2 separate regions of the Homo sapiens genome follow, and region 2 is linked to region 1. Evidence: chromatin loops called from intact Hi-C (ENCODE). Cell type or tissue: psoas muscle. All regions are shown on one strand. Each heading gives the region's core, and the rest is flanking DNA. Links, peaks and the distances in the headings are about the cores only.

What was found. A loop is a pair of places that touch in the nucleus more often than their neighbours do. Peaks named below come from ENCODE experiments on the same cell type or tissue, not always from the same donor. Only the 100,000 strongest peaks of a DNase experiment are listed, where the experiment ranks them.
Region 2: a loop joins it to region 1, with 11 times the contacts of the local background. A loop is called at or near these places in 2 of 110 quality-filtered maps.

What each region holds. Positions count from the first base shown.
Region 1 is chr17:64,668,536-64,676,302 of GRCh38, reverse strand. No RefSeq gene overlaps it. Among named protein-coding and RNA genes, the nearest start is that of SMURF2, 10 kb to the right of the region's middle. In psoas muscle, for the core only: no CTCF peak of the experiment used is centred there; no DNase peak of the experiment used is centred there.
Region 2 is chr17:63,846,177-63,853,943 of GRCh38, reverse strand. No RefSeq gene overlaps it. Among named protein-coding and RNA genes, the nearest start is that of SMARCD2, 7.4 kb to the right of the region's middle. RefSeq lists a silencer at 1,121-1,415. In psoas muscle, for the core only: a CTCF peak has its summit at 4,648 (motif pointing right); DNase peaks (open chromatin) are centred at 4,693 and 5,013; H3K4me3 peaks cover 1,126 bases; H3K27ac peaks cover 682 bases.

The sequences.
Region 1 (7,767 bases), core at 1,595-6,594:
TAAAAACACAAAAAATTAGCCAGGTGTGGTGGTGGGCGCCTGTAGTCCCAGCTACTTGGGAGGCTGAAGCAGGAGAATTGCTTGAACCTGGGAATCGGAAGTTGCAGGGAGCCGAGATCTCGCCCCTGCACTCCAGCCTGGGTGACACACCGAGACTGTCACACACACACACACAAAAAGACTACAGTAAGGTCTTTTCATTTTCATTTCTTTCTTTGTGTGTGTGTGTGTGTGTGTGTGTGATGAAGTCTCACTCTGTTATCCAGGCTGGAGTGCAGTGGTACAGTCTTGGCTCACTGCAGCCTCCGCCTCCCAGGTTCAAGCGATTCTCCTGCCTCAGCCTCCAGAGTAGCTGGGATTACAGGTGCCTGCCACCACACCTGGCTAATTTTTGTATTTTTAGTAGAGATGGGGTTTCACCATGTTGGCCAGGCTGGTCTCAAACTCCTGGCCTCAAGCAATCTACTCACCTCGGCCTCCCAAAATGCTGGGATTACAGGCATACGCCACCGCACCTGGCCAAATTAGTGATATTTTCAAAGTGAAAGAAAGTTAACTTTTAAGCAGTGGTATAAATTGCTGAGCACTTGATGTTAGCCTCTTCTATGGTGGATAAGCTGTATTAAATTTGAAATTTACACTACAAAAATAGCTTTGCAGGAGTACAAATATTAATATAACCTTACCTCAGACAGATTTTTTATTACTGGAAACAACTTTTGTATGTAAAAATATATATTAATGGCTGGAGCAGAAGAAAAATACCAACCACAGATGGTAAGCATTTTCTTGCAGAGTCACATCAAATTTTGACATTAGCCCTGGAAAACAGAAAAATGTTTTAAACAAAAGCTTTGAAATATTCTGATAACCATGTGTAGATTTTCACTTATGGTCTCGGATGCTATCATAAAGAATACACCTTTAAGTGATTAGTAAAATACATTAATGAAAAAGTTTAAAACTTTTGGTCGGCTGGGTGCAGTAGCTCACGCCTATAATCCCAGCGCTGTGGGAGGCCAAGGCAGGAGGACTGCTTGAGCCCAAGAGTTTGAGACCAGCCTGGCAACATAGTGAGGCCCTGTCTCAAAAAAAAAAAAAAAAAAAAAAATCAGCGGAGTATGTTGCCATATGCCTGTAGTCTCAGCTACTCAGGAAACTGAGGAGGTAGGATTGCTTGAGCCTGGAAGGTTGAGGCTGTAGTGACCCGTGATCATGCCACTGCACTCCAGCCTGGGCAACAGCGTGAGACCCTGTCTCACACAAACAAAAAACATTTTCTTAGAAAATGCTATTGAATGAGTTGCTGTTATAGCATTTCACTGGACAGTTATATTAAATATCATTTATGGGAAAGGATTAATTTTATTGGTATAAAACAGGTGGTGTCACTATATTTGAGACAGATACCTAAAACAATGATTTGATAAAACATGAACAATTCTCCTGAAAATAAATTAGAAGTCATAAGGGAATAAAAATGATTTGAAAAGATTTTCTGCAATTTTTATACCCATCAAAGGCATGTGCATGCACAATTTACTTTCGAAGTAGATTTCCATTTTAGGAAGAGAGTAAAGGGTGAATTCCCTAAGAATTGTTATCTCTCCCATTTTTTTTTCTCAAAAATATATCTAAAACTGTTGCTGTGATAAAGCACAGTTGCTGTGATAAAGCAATTGGGTGCATTTAATGCTGAAAGTTTAGCTTTCCTTAATACTGTAATTTAGAAGAGTGCAGTTCATTTTGTTGTTGTTGTTGTTGGCTTAGAACAACACACATTTATTTCCTTTACAGTTCTGGAGGTCAGAAGTTTGAAAATGGGCCTCACTGGGCTAACATCAAGGTGTCAGCAGGGCTGCCTTCCTTCTGGAGGTTCTAGGGTACAATCTGTTTCTTGCCTTTTCCAGTGTATAGAGGCCACCTACATTCTTTGACTCATGTCCCTTTCTTTCACCTTCAAAGTCAGCAGCATAGCATCTTAGTATCTTCCTTTTTTTTTTGAGATGGAGTCTTGCTTTGTCCCCCAGGCTGCAGGTGCACTGGTATGATCTCAGCTCACTGCAACCTCTGCCTCCCAGGTTCAAGCAATTCTCCTGCCTCAGCCTCCGGAGTAGCTGGGATTATAGGCGCACGCCACCATGCCTGGTGAATTTTTGTATTTTTTTTAAATAGAGACAGGGTTTCACCCTGTTGGCCAGGCTGGTCTTGAACTCCTGACCTCAAGTGATTCGCCCGCCTCGGCCTCCCAAAGTGCTGGGATTACAGGCATGAGCCACCACGCCTGGCCAGGAGTGCAGTTCTTAAAGTGTGGTTCCCTGATGAGCAGCATCACCTGGGACCTTAGATACGCAATTCTAGAGCCCCACCCTAGACTGTCCCTCTGAGAAACTCTGGAGCTGGGACCCAGCAATCTGTTTAACAAGTTCTCCTGGTGATTCTGATGCAGGCTGAAGTTTGAGAACCGCTGGGATAGCGGTTCCCAAACTTGGTTGTTTGTCAGAGTCCCCTCTGGAGCTTTTATAAATACTTCTCAGCCTGACCACAGAAAATTTGGATGCAGTAGGTCTGGGATGGGGCTAGGAACCTGCTTTTTCAACCACAGATGACCTGGGTTTGGGAGCCATTGGTTAAAAAGCATTATTAATGAAATTTAGTCCAGGTTGTTAATGAGTCCGTCTCCCTCCCTTCCTCCTTTCTTTTCCTTTCCCTCCCTGTCTCCCTCTTTCCCTCCCTTTCTTCCTTCTTTCTTAAAAAAATTCTCTTTCACAAGACTGTCCTTTAATTATTATAATTTTTCCATCTCAGTAATCAGTAACTTCAAGGCCTAGTACAGTGCCTCGAACATATAAATTAATAAATGCTGGTGCTCATGCTTGTAATCCCAGGACTTGGGGAGGCCGAGGTGGGCAGATCACCTGAGGTCAAGAGTTCGAGACTAGTCTGGCCAACGTGGAGAAACCCTGTCTCTACTAAAAAATACAAAAATTAGCTGGGGGTGGTGGCAGGCACCTGTAATCTCAGCTACTTGGGAGGCTGAGGCAGGAGAATCTCTTGAACCCGGGATGCGGAGTTTGCAGTGAGCCAAGATCGAGCCACTGCACTTTAGCCTGGGTGACACAGAGAGACTCTATCTCAAAACAAAACAAAACGGTGATTGAATGAATCTCATAATAATATTTTGATGTGTAAAGAATGGTCCTGTTTTCATGTCCAATGCTATTTTCCTTTTCTCAAAGACTTTTACACCTGAATGCATGTAATTGATTTTATATAAGATTCCCATCTGTTAATTTTCTGCTTTATCTTTCCCAAGTTCCAGCTATTAATTTGGTAGTTCCCTACATGTTGTCATTATAATGTACATACATCCCCCTTTGGGGACATAACCATGTCCCCAAGGGAAGAGAAACATATACACTTTTCTTTTTTTAAAGGTGTCTAACCCAATCATCTCTGAAATCTGAGCCTGGACTAGTTGAGGCCATTCACCTAAGAAAGGCCTGCAAAATTACTTTCTTATTAGTAGTATTCTGTGTGTGTGTGTGTGTGTGTGTGTGTGTGTGTGTGTGTGTGTGTGCGCGCGTGTGTTTTGTCACTTTGTTGCCCAGGCTGCAGTGCAGTGGCACAATAATGGCTCACTGCAGCCTTGACCTCCTGGGCTCCATGATCCTCCCACCTTGGCCATCCAAATTGCTGAGATTACAGGTGTTAGCCACCACGCTTGGCCCCTATTCTGTTTTATTTTTTCTTTTATTTTACTTCATTTTATTTTATTTTATTTTTATTTATTTATTTATTTATTTTTGAGACAGAGTTTCACTCTTGTTGCCCAGGTTGGAGTGCAATGGCTCGATCTCGGTTCACCGCAATCTCTGCCTCCTGGGTTCAATTGATTCTCCTGCCTCAGCCTCGAGAGTAGCTGGGATTACAGGCATGCACCACCATGCCCAGCTAATTTTGTATGTTTAGTAGAGACATGGTTTCTCCATATTGGTCAGGCTGGTCTCAAACTCCCGACCTCAGGTGATCCGCCAGCCTCGGCCTCCCAAAGTGCTGGGATTACAGGCATGAACCACCGCATCTGGCCTAATTTACTTCATTTTAAACATTTAGTTACTTAAAAAAAAATCTACAGTCAATGTCAAATAATATTTAACATGGCAAGGAAAACAAGATGAACATCCATGTACCTGCTTTAAAAAAAAATCATTACCAGTAGTTTTTTTTTTTTTTTTTTTTTTTGAGATGGAGTCTTGTTCTGTGGCCCAGGCTGGAGTGCAGTGGCATGATCTTGGCTCATTGCAACCTCCGCATCCTGGGTTCAAGTGATTCTCCTGCCTCAACCTCCTGAATAGCTGGGATTACAGGCACAGGCACCTGCCACCATGCCCGGATAATTTTTGTATTTTTAGTAGCGATGGGGTTTCCCCATGTTGGCCAGGCTGGTCTTGAACTCCTGACCTCAAGTGATCTGCCTGCCTCGGCCTCCCAAAGTGCTGGGATTACAGGTGTGAGTCACTGCACCCGGCCTTCTTTCTTTTTTTTTTTTTGTTTTTGAGGCAGAGTCTCAGTCTGCTGCCTAGAATGGAATGCAGTGGCACTGGAATGCAGTAGTGTGATCACGGCTCACTGCAACCTTGACCTCCGTGGACTCAGGTGATCCTCCTATTTCAGCCTCCTGAGTAGTTGGGCCTATAGGTGCATGCCACCACTCCTGGCTAATTTTTTGTAGATATGGGGTTTTGCCATGTTGCTCAGGCTGGTTTCAAACTCCTGGGCTCAAGTGATTCCTCTGCCTCGGCCTCCCAAAGTGCTAGGATTACAGGCATGAGTCACCATGCCCAGCCCTTGAATGGTTTTAAAGTGTTATTCTTATCCGAATATTTGTTTTAAACAACAGGATTTAAACTTACAGGAAAACCTAAATACAGACCTCTGCACGTTAACCCTATATACATTTTTCTATGCTGTCACTTACATATTTGAATGTACTGCTTTCAACTTCAAAACAAGCAGTCTCCCCCAGGTCTCCCATGACGTTCTGAAATCCTAACTTCTATTACCTAATACAAGGCTACAAATTATGTTAGTTGGGTGGTTGGGAACAAAGCATGTGCCATAAAAATAAGGCAAATGTGAATGTGTACATTTGCTAAGTTTTTTGCCACTGTCTGCCCTCTTAAATTGTGGTAGCAGCTATTGTTCACATTGATATATTACATTGATATTGATATTGTTCACATCGTATGGGCATGGGGGAAAGAGAAAGGGAGCAAAGGGAGAAAGAGACAGAGAGAGAGAGAGAGAGAGAGCGAGCCAGAGAGCGCGTGAGTGCCCAGGAGGCAGGAGAGAGGTGCGTCCCATTGCCCCAGAAGGAAGCTGGGAGCTTCTAACGGAGGCTGTACCCCTCACTCACATATATATTTATAGTACAAGGAAGCACTTCTAAGGGACCTTGTTCATTGCTTTGCACAAAATAGCCACTTAATATTTGAAATCATGCAGACTCTGTTGTCTGGTCACAATGGAATCAAACTAGAAATCAGTAACAGAAAGATAGGAAAATATCAAAACACTTGGAAATTAAACAACACACTTCTAAATAACCCAGTGGTCAAGGAGGAAGTTTCAAAGAAGAGCAAAAATACAGAATTTGTGGGACATGGCTGAAGGGGAGCTGAGAGGGAAATTTATAGCAATTAAGGTATATATTAGAAATAAATAATCTAATAATAAATAATAAATAATCTAAGCTCCTGCTTCAAGAACCTAGAAAAAGAAGAAAAAAATCAAAAAGAAAAAAGAATATAGTAAAGACAAGTGAATATATCAAATAAACTGAACATAGAACCTAATTCATAAAATCAATACAAAAATTTGATTTTTTAAAAGGATAAAATAATTGGCAAGCCTCTCACAGGGAGAAAAAAAGACACAAATTGCTAATGTTACAAAATAAAATGAAATGGGCTGGTGCGGTGGCTTACGCGTGTAATCCCAGCACTTTGGGAGGCTGAGGCGGGTAGATCACTTGAGGTTAGGAGTTTGAGACCAGCCTAGCCAACATAGTGAAACCCTGTCTCTACTAAAAATATGAAAATTAGCCGGGCATGGTGGCGGGCACCAGTAATCCCCAGCTACTCAGGAGGCTGAGGCAGGAGAATCGCTTGAACCTGGGAGGCAGAGGTTGCAGTGAGCTGAGATTATGCCACTGTACTCCAGCCTGGGCGACAGAGTGAGACATCGTCTCAAAAAAAAAAAAAAAAAAAAAAAAAGAAGAAGAAGAAGAAATGGGGGATATATATTCTACAGACATTAAAGAGATGATTAGGAAATACTAAAACTAATTCTACATAAATTCAACAACTTAGATGAAATGGACCAATTCCTCAAAAAAATGAAAATAACCTACCACAATTCATCCAATATGTAATGGATAAGAACAGCCCTATGACTATTAAGAAAATTAAATTTGTAATTAAAAAATTCACAAACAAGAAGTCTCCAGACCCAGATAATTTTACTAGAGAATTCTACCAGTTAAAAAATAATTAACACCAGCCGGGTGCAGTGGCTCACACCTGTAATCCCAGCACTTTGGGAGGCCGAGGTGGGCGGATCATGTCAGGAGATCGAAACCATCTTGGCTAACATGGTGAAACCCCGTCTCTACTAAAATACAAAAAATTAGCTGGGCGTGGTGGCGTGTGCCTGTAATCCCAGCTACTTGGGAGGCTGAGGCAGGGGAATCACTTGAACCTTGGAGGCGGAGGTTGCAGTGACCTGAGATCGCGCCACTGCACTCCAGCCTGGAGATAGAGCAAGACTCCATCTCAAAAAAATAAAAAATAGATAAATAAATAAATAAAAATAATTAACACTGCTGGGCGCGGTGGCTCATGCCTGTAATTCCAGAACTTTGGGAGGCAAAGGTGGGCGGATCACAAGGTCAAGAGATGGAGACCATCCTGGCCAACATGGTTAAACCCCGTCTCTACTGAAAATATAAAAATTAGCTGGGCATGCTGGCATGTGCCTGTAATCCCAGCTACTTGGGAGGCTAAGGCAGGAGAATTGCTTGAACCTGGGAGGCGGAGGTTTCAGTGAGCCGAGATCACGCCACTGCACTCTAGCCTGGGCGACAGAGCAAGACTCCATCTAAAAAAAAAAAAATTATTATATTATTAACACCAATTCTGCCTAAACTCTTTCAGAAAATAGAAGAGAACACCATCGCTCAATCATTCTAAGAAGTTAGTATTTACTCTGACACCAAAACCAAAGAAAGCACACACAAAAAAGGAGAAAACTGCCAACCAATACACATCATAAATAAAGATGCAAAATCCTTAACAAAATATTAGCAAATATAATTAATCAATATATAAGAATTACACAACATGACAAAGTGGGGTTTATTCCAAGGATGCATAGCTCATTGATATTTGAAAACTAATCAATGTAGTCTACCATACTAAAAGGCTAAAAAGAAAAAAAAAGAATGTCAATTAATTTCAGAAAAAAAGTATTTGACAAAATTCAACACCAACTCATAATAAAATTGAGATAAAATAGGTATATGGAGAGAATTTCCCCAATTTGATAAAAAAAAAAACTGCCAAAATATTACAGTTAGCATTATAAAGTGCTGGGATTACAGGTGTGAGCCACTGCACCCGGCCTTCTTTCTTTTTTTTTTGTTTTCGAGACAGAGTCTCAGTCTGCTGCCTAGGATGGAATGCAGTGGCACTGGAATGCAGTGGC
Region 2 (7,767 bases), core at 1,766-6,765, 820 kb after region 1:
AAGAGGCTCTAGTGTACTTATCTTGTGTCTCCAGCACCTAGCACAGAGCCTATGATATTCTGGGTATTCCATAAATGAAGGACTACCCTCCAATTTTGTATTTAATTTTCATACAGTGGGTTTGGAACAGGTCTAACTCCACTTCTATGCTGGTCTGAAAGAGTTTTTTTTTTTAATACAGGGATAACAGGCATATGAAAATTTATACTCCCAAGTGAAGGTTACCCTTCAAAATAACCACTTTGGAAGGCTATCATCTTTTTCCAGGATGACACAATTATTCAAAACCTTTTTTGAAATTATTTATTTATATATTGAGACAGGGTCTTGCTTTGTTGCCCAGGCTGAAGTGCAGTGGTATGATCACAGCTTGCTGCAGCCTCAAATTCCTGGGCTCAAGCAATCCTCCCACCTCAGTCTCTTGAGTCGCAGGGACTACAAGCACACACCACCACACCCAGATAATTTTTTTATTAATGTTTTTGTAGAGACAGGGGTCTCACTATGTTGTCCAGGCTAATCTTGAACTACTGGCCTCCAGTGATCCTTACACCTAAGCCTCCCAAGGTTCTGGGATTACAGGCATAAGCCACCATGCCCAGCCTGAAAGTAATTTAGAACTGGCTTTTAAGCCATATAAGAAAAATTAAGCTGGGTGCGGTGACTCATGCCTATAATCCCAGCATTTTGGGACACCAAAGTGGGAGAATTGCTTGAGCCCACTGGTTTGAGAGCAACCTAGGCAACATAGCAAGACCCCTGTCTCTACAAAAAAATTAAAGAATTAGCCAGGTGTGGTTATGCTCACCTGTAGTGCTAGCTACCTGTGAGGCTGAGGTGGGAGGATCACTTGAGCCAAAGAGTTTGAGGCTGCAGTGAGCCATGACCACACCTCTGTACTCCCAGCCTGGGCAACAGAGGAAGACCTTGTCATAAATAAATAAATAAATAAATAAAGCAAGCTCTCCTCTTTGTTACCGAACCAAACCAGGTCGGTCTGTCCACGTGCAATGTAAAGCCAAACACTGAAGCACCAGACTTTTTATTGCAAGGTGGCTGAGCAAGAAGACAGGCTCAAATATGTCTCTTCAATCTGGAGTCTGGAACAAATTTTAAGTGTGAGGGAGGACACGGGCATAGGTGGAAGTGCTGGCAGGACAGGTTTTGATCCGAAGGACTTCAAACAGTACCACTTATGGTAAGATATGGTAAAGGGTCTTATCACTGGACGTTCCTGGGCTTGGACCCGTTGCTTTTGAAAGTGTTCCTGTGCTCATATTCCAGCCATGTCCCAATCTTTTGGTTCTGTTGAGGGGCAAGACTTTAGTTCCCGGGTTATTTGAGGTTAAAGTCTCCCTTTCTGCACATGTTCTGACTGTAATGACTTGCAACTTCTTGGCTCTGTGCCGGTAAAATAACTTGATACCCCATTATTAGCGGAGTAGAACCAGTTAGAACTAATCCAGCAGTTACACTCTCCAATGTGTAGGTCTTATGATGTTTAAATCTATAACATGAATCCAGATTATTTGTGCTTTAATGGGGCCACAGTGTCACAAACAATTCCTCTTAGAGATTAATCCAAGAACTCCTGCTTTACTCTTCTCTGTAGCTTGCTGATGTTACGTTCTTTTTTTGTTGTTGTTGATGGTTTTTTTTTTTTTTTTTTTGAGACGAAGTCTCACTCTGTCGCCCAGGCTGGAGTGCAATGGCGCAATCTCCGCTCACTGCAAGCTCCGCCTCCCGGGTTCACGCCATTCTCCTGCCTCAGCCTCCCAAGTAGCTGGGACTACAGGTGCCCACCACCACACCCGGCTAATTTTTTGTATTTTTAGTAGAATGGGGTTTCACGATGTTCGCCAGGATGGTCTTGATCTCCTGACCTTGTGAACGGCCTGCCTCGGCCTCCCAAAGTGCTGGGATTACAGGTGTGAGCCACCGCGCCCGGCCTCTTTTTTTTTTTTTTTTTTTCCTGAGATGGGGTCTCACTCAGTTATCCAGGCTAGAGTGCAGTGGTGTGATCATAGCTCACCGCAGCCTCAGACTCCTGGGTTCAAGCAGTCCTCCCATCTAGGCATTCCAAAATGCTGGGATTACAGGTGTGAGCCACTGCACCTGACCTGATGTTACCTTCTGCTACATAGCCTAGCACTGCTGTCAATTTTTTTTTTTTTTTGCGACAGAGTCTTGCTCTGTCGCCCAGGCTGGAGTGCAGTGGTGCAATCTCTGCTCACTGCAACCTCCACCTCCCTGGTTCAAGCGATTCTGCCTCAGCCTCCTGAGGAGCTGGGACTACAGGCATGTGCCACCCCGCCCAGCTAATTTTGTTTGTATTTTTAGAGAGATGAGGTTTCCCTGTGTTAGCCAGGATTGTCTTGATCTCCTGACCTCATGATCCACCCACCTCGGCCTCCCAAAGTGCTGGGATTACAGGCGTGAGCCACCATGCCCGGCTGCACTGCTGTCAGTTTATCTCAGAGACTATGTTCTGCTTTTACAGTCTTAGCAAAAAAACGAAAAAAAAAAAATTCCCATTGCTCATTACTATAAGCCAAGCTAATCGGTTTTTCTTTGTAGTTGCTACTAGTATTATCTCTATGCCTGTAAAGAGTCTTAAGAAAAAACAGTCCTGGGCGAGTTGTTTTTGTTTTCATACCCATATACAGACACATACTTTGTTCTTTGTTGTTTCATGCCCTGCCCTCACCCCACTATCCCCATAGCTCCAATCTTTCATCCTTGTTTTCACATAGCACATTATGATCAGGTTCTGAAACACAAAATTTTGTATTTATCTTGCTAAGGAGAAAGAAAGCAGTAACCCCAAGGAGAAATTATTTTTAATTTATTTTGGAATTCCTTTTGCTTATTCTGTGGATTATATCCCAAATTAGAAATTTAAACTGAGGCTGGGAGCGGTGGCTCATGCCTGTAATCCCAGGACTTTGGGAGGCCGAGGCAGGCAGATTACCTGAGGTCAGGAATTCAAGACCAGCCTGGCCAACATGGTGAAACACTGTCTCTACTAAAAATACAAAAATTAGCTGGACGTGGTGGTGGGCGCCTGTAATTCCAGCTACTCAGGAGGCTGAGGCAGGAGAATTGCTTGAACCTGGGAGGCAGAGGTTGCAGTGAGCCAAGACTGCGCCACTGCATTCCAGAGCGAAACTCTGTCTCAAAAAAAAAAAATGGTTTAAACTGTCTGAAAGTCTTGGCCTGCACTCCAGTCACTGGGAGGTCTTTTGCAGGAGAGGGGTAGGCAGTGAGAGGAGGGTGGGGACGCATGCTGTTGGATTGCTTTGGCCGCGCGTGTGAACTAAACTTCGCGTCCAAGTCTGGGATTCTCGCCTTCCATTCATAGTCAGTGGTTTCTTGCTGCCCTTCCTTCCTCCCTCCCTCCCTCCTCCCTTCCTTCCTTCCTCCCTCCCTCTCTCCCTCTCCCTTCCCTCCCTGCCTCCTTCCTTCCTTCCCTCCCTCCCTCCCTTCCCTCCCTCCTTCTTTCTTTCTTGCCTTCCATTCATATTTTCATATTCAAGGGTTTCTTGCTGTTTTCTATCTTTTCTCTTCTTTCTTTCCTTTTTTTTTTTTTTTTTTTGAGACGGAGTTTGCTCTTGTTGCCCAGACTGGAGTGCAATGGCCCCATCTCCGCTCACTGCAACCTCCGCCTCCCGGATTCAAGCGATTCTCCTGCCTCAGCCTCCCAAGTAGCTGGAATTACAGGCACGCACCACCTTGCCTGGCTAATTTTTGTAGTTTTGGTAGAGATAGGGTTTCACCGTGTTGGCCAGGCTGGTCTCGAACCCCTGACCTCAAGTGATCCGCCCACCTTGACCTCCCAAAATGCTGGGATTACAGGCGTGAACCACCATGCCCGGCCGCTGTTCCTTATAAATACAAGTCACACTGGGCCTCTGCACTCTCTCGTCCATCAGCCTGGAATTATCTTCCTTCTCCCCAAACACTCCTCTATCCAGTTCAGTCTCTTTGTAATGTGGCCTGCGCTGACCTCGGGCTTCCCAGCCCTCCCTGCCCACGCCCCTCACCGCAGCACCCCCCGCATGCCTACCGCTTTCCCTTCCGCAGCACTATCGCCCTCTAACACCCTGTCACTTACTGATGAGACCTGAAATCAGCGGCTCTGTCTCCCCTGGACTGTAAGTCCCAAGGAAGGCAGGGCCCTTGGTTTTATTCACTCATGGATCCCAAGCACCTGGAACGTTACAGGCGTTCAACGACCACAAAGGAACAAGTGAATGCACGAACCAACGCACTAGATAGATGGGTACCAATCCTTGTGTGAGGGCCACTGCCCCCCACGTGGATACCGGACACCAGGCCAGCTCTTGCTGGCAAGGGGCCTCGGGTCCAGCGGAGAGAGGGGCGAGGACACCGCGTGGCCATCAAGGCTCTTCCAGGAGGACGATCCCTAACACACGTGAGAACGCGTTCAAAAGGCAGTTCCACCCGGCTTCTCCGGGCTTCCGGCGACGGCCAAGGAAAACACGACCGAAATCCTCACCGAGCCGCGGCCGCCCGCTCGCACGCCCCTCGCCCTCGCCGGGCCGCTCCTCACGGCTTCAGCCTCCGCTCCTCGGCCTCGCCCGCTCCGCTCTCAGTCGCCCGCCAAGCGCTCAGACCGTTTGTTCTACACCGCCAGGCGGGGGCGCGCGAGGGTGCGGCCGGAGAGCGGTTTTCCTGATCTGCCTAGAAACTCGTGACGCCCACGCGAAAGCTCAGCAGGGTTGGCTGAGATGAGAGGGGCGAGCAGGAAGCTACAACGACGGGAGGGGAGCGCGGGGAAGATGAGGGTGGGGAAGGCTGAAACCTGTGGGGCAGAAAGCGCGTGTTTGGCGCCGCATAACCACTTCTGAATAACGCAATGTGGAAACAAAAGGAAAGGGATCGTTTGCAGCAAAGCTCGGCTGTATGAGGAAAACAAGAGGTTGTTCTCCCCTGTGGCTGTTGTTTTCGTGGTGCGGCCCGGACACGTGAGCCGGCCCGCGTCTCAGAGAGTTGCGCGCGAAGCCACGTTCCCGCCTTGGACATCCCGGCTCGCTTGGCCGAGCTTGCGGCCTCTGCTGGCTGCTCCCTGGCGGGCTGGGAGATGTATTTGGCGGAGTTTTGACAATGGATAATTTGCAAAAAGTCTTGTTTTTTTGTTTTGAAACAGAGTCTCGCTCTGTCGCCAGGCTGGCCTGCAGTGGCACGATCTCAGCCCACTGCAACCTCTGCCTCCTGGGTTCAAGCGATTCTCCTGCCTCAGCCTCCCGAGTAGCTGGGACTACAGGCATGCGCCACCACGTCCAACTAATTTTTGTAATTTTAGTAGAGACGTGGTTTCACCACGTTGGTCAGGCTGGTCTCAAACTCCTGACCTCAGGTGATCCGTCTTGGGATTACAGGCATGAGCCACTGCGCCCGGCCCAAAGCCCACTTCTTATATGCTGATATCTGCACTGCTGGAGTGCAGTGGCGCGATCTCTGCTCACTGCAAGTCTGTACTCTTCAGGCATTTTACCGCTAGACTGTGCTGTGACAGTATGTGTGTTGAGAACTGTGACCACAATGTGCTCACAGAAGAGGAGCTCTCCCTTACATTCAGTGATCTGGCAACTCTCACTCTGATTCTCCTCATCCTGTACAGCTTCATGCCTTTGACTCTTACTGTGTCTTCTTTGCTTAACTCACCTGTTACCTCCTCCAAGAAGTCTTCATTAATCCCTTTCCCTCATTAAAGGCCTCCTTGTTTCCCCATGGTACCTTGTGAATACTTTTATCTTAGCAGTTGTCATGTGGGGAAATGACCTGTTTATGCATTTATCTTCTTTACCAGCATATGTCAGGGACTGGCACATAGAAGTTGCTCAATAAATGCTTCTCAAATGCTGCGTACAGCACCTGCTACATTATCTTGGCATCCAGTCCTTCTGCTGCCCTGACTGTCCCTTCCTCTCCCTACTCTGCATCCATGTGGGAGATGGACACTTAGCTGCCGGGGTGCTCCAGCTGGGACAGGCTCTGATACAGCTCCGCCAGTGCTGCCATCTTGGTAAACATTTCCCACCATGACCAGACTATCCACATTGCTTCTCATGAAATTCCAACCCCCTGAAGGACATCCATACTGAGGAATGTTCCTTTGCTGGCCTGCTCTAGGGCAAGCACTGGGCCACCTTGCTCCAAGGGCCTTTCTCCAAGCTACTTGGTGGGTGCTACTTTCATGCAGCTGGGCAAGGAGCCAAAATTCCCAGAGTCTGTGCTGGGAATTGTCCCATTGGCTCTGGTTGTATTAAATACTTTATTATTAAATAGTTTGTTAAATACTTTTTAGTTCCATTTAGTCTCTTTGAGTATCTGTAGATGTTAACAGGGCCTCAAGGTTATAGGAAAGTCCCTCCTCTAAACTGTAAGCCTGGGACCATACAAGGGCTCAATAAAAGTTGTTGAATGAAGTCCATGAAAAGTGGGCACTGAGCAGAATAAGTATCAAGGGAGGAAGAGAAACAGACATTCCAAGCTGAGGGAACAAAGGCAGGGGAATATTGCCTCCACTTCAAAGTGTTCCAGGAAACTTCGATTAATCAGGGCCTATCAATCAACTTCTTTTTCTCTGAGTGTCTATGACACTTGCATTTCAGTTTTTTGTTTTTGTGTTTTCCAGACACAACATCTCACTCTGTAGCCCTAGCTGGAGTGCAGTGGCATGATCAGAGCTCACTGCAGCCTCAAACTCCTGGGCTTAAGTGATCCTCCTGCCTCAGCCTCCCAAGTAGCTGGGACCACAGGCACCCACCATCACACTCTGCAAATTTTTTCATTTTCTTGTAGAGACAGGGTCTCACCATGTTGCCTGGTCTGGTCTTGAACCCCTCAAGCAATCCTCCCACCTCAGCTCCCAAAGTGCTGGATGAGTCACCTGCCCAGCCTCACTTTTCAGTTTTAACAGTTTCTTTGCAAGTAATAACAGACCAGACACACAGCTACCAAAAATCGGTGGTAAGTAATGGTTAGTCCCTAGACTGGATTCTAGAGCCAGATCAGAAACAGGTTTGATGAATCCTAGCACCATCACAGTGAGGGTGGGCAAGTGACTGGATCTCCATGCTTTGATTTCTCAAACAGAGATAGAGCCAGGCATAGAGGCTGGTGTCTGTAGTCCCAGGTACTCGGGAGTTTTTAGAGGTTGGAGGATTGCTTGAGCCCAGGAGTTTGAGGCCCCATTAGTCAAGCTATGATCATGCCACTGCACTCTAGCCTGGGCAACAGAGTGAGACCCCAACTCTTTAAAAAAAAAAAAAGAGGTAAAAATAGTGTGTACCTCATATATGGTATCTACCTCCTATGTGTTGTGATGATTAAATGAGCTAATTCACGTAGAAAATGCTCAGTAAATGTTACCTATTCTCTGCCTACTGTGTAGGAAATCTTCCTTTTATCTCTACCATGCCTCAGATATCTCTATTTGCTCCCTAACACCTTAAGGATATTTTATCATAACACAGTTAACTCATTGTTTATATTATCTGATATATCTGATATTAACTGATATTATATTATTGTTTATCATTCCCTCCCACTACACTCAAACATTGTCTGTTCATACATATTTGTTAAGTTACAACAGGGATCAAGGGAGACACAGTATATACCCCAAATAACTGAAAACAGGTACTCAAATACAAATATATATTCATAGCAGCACTACTTGGAATAGCCAAGAAGTAGAAGTAGCCCTACTGCGCATCAACAGATAAATGGATAGGGCCA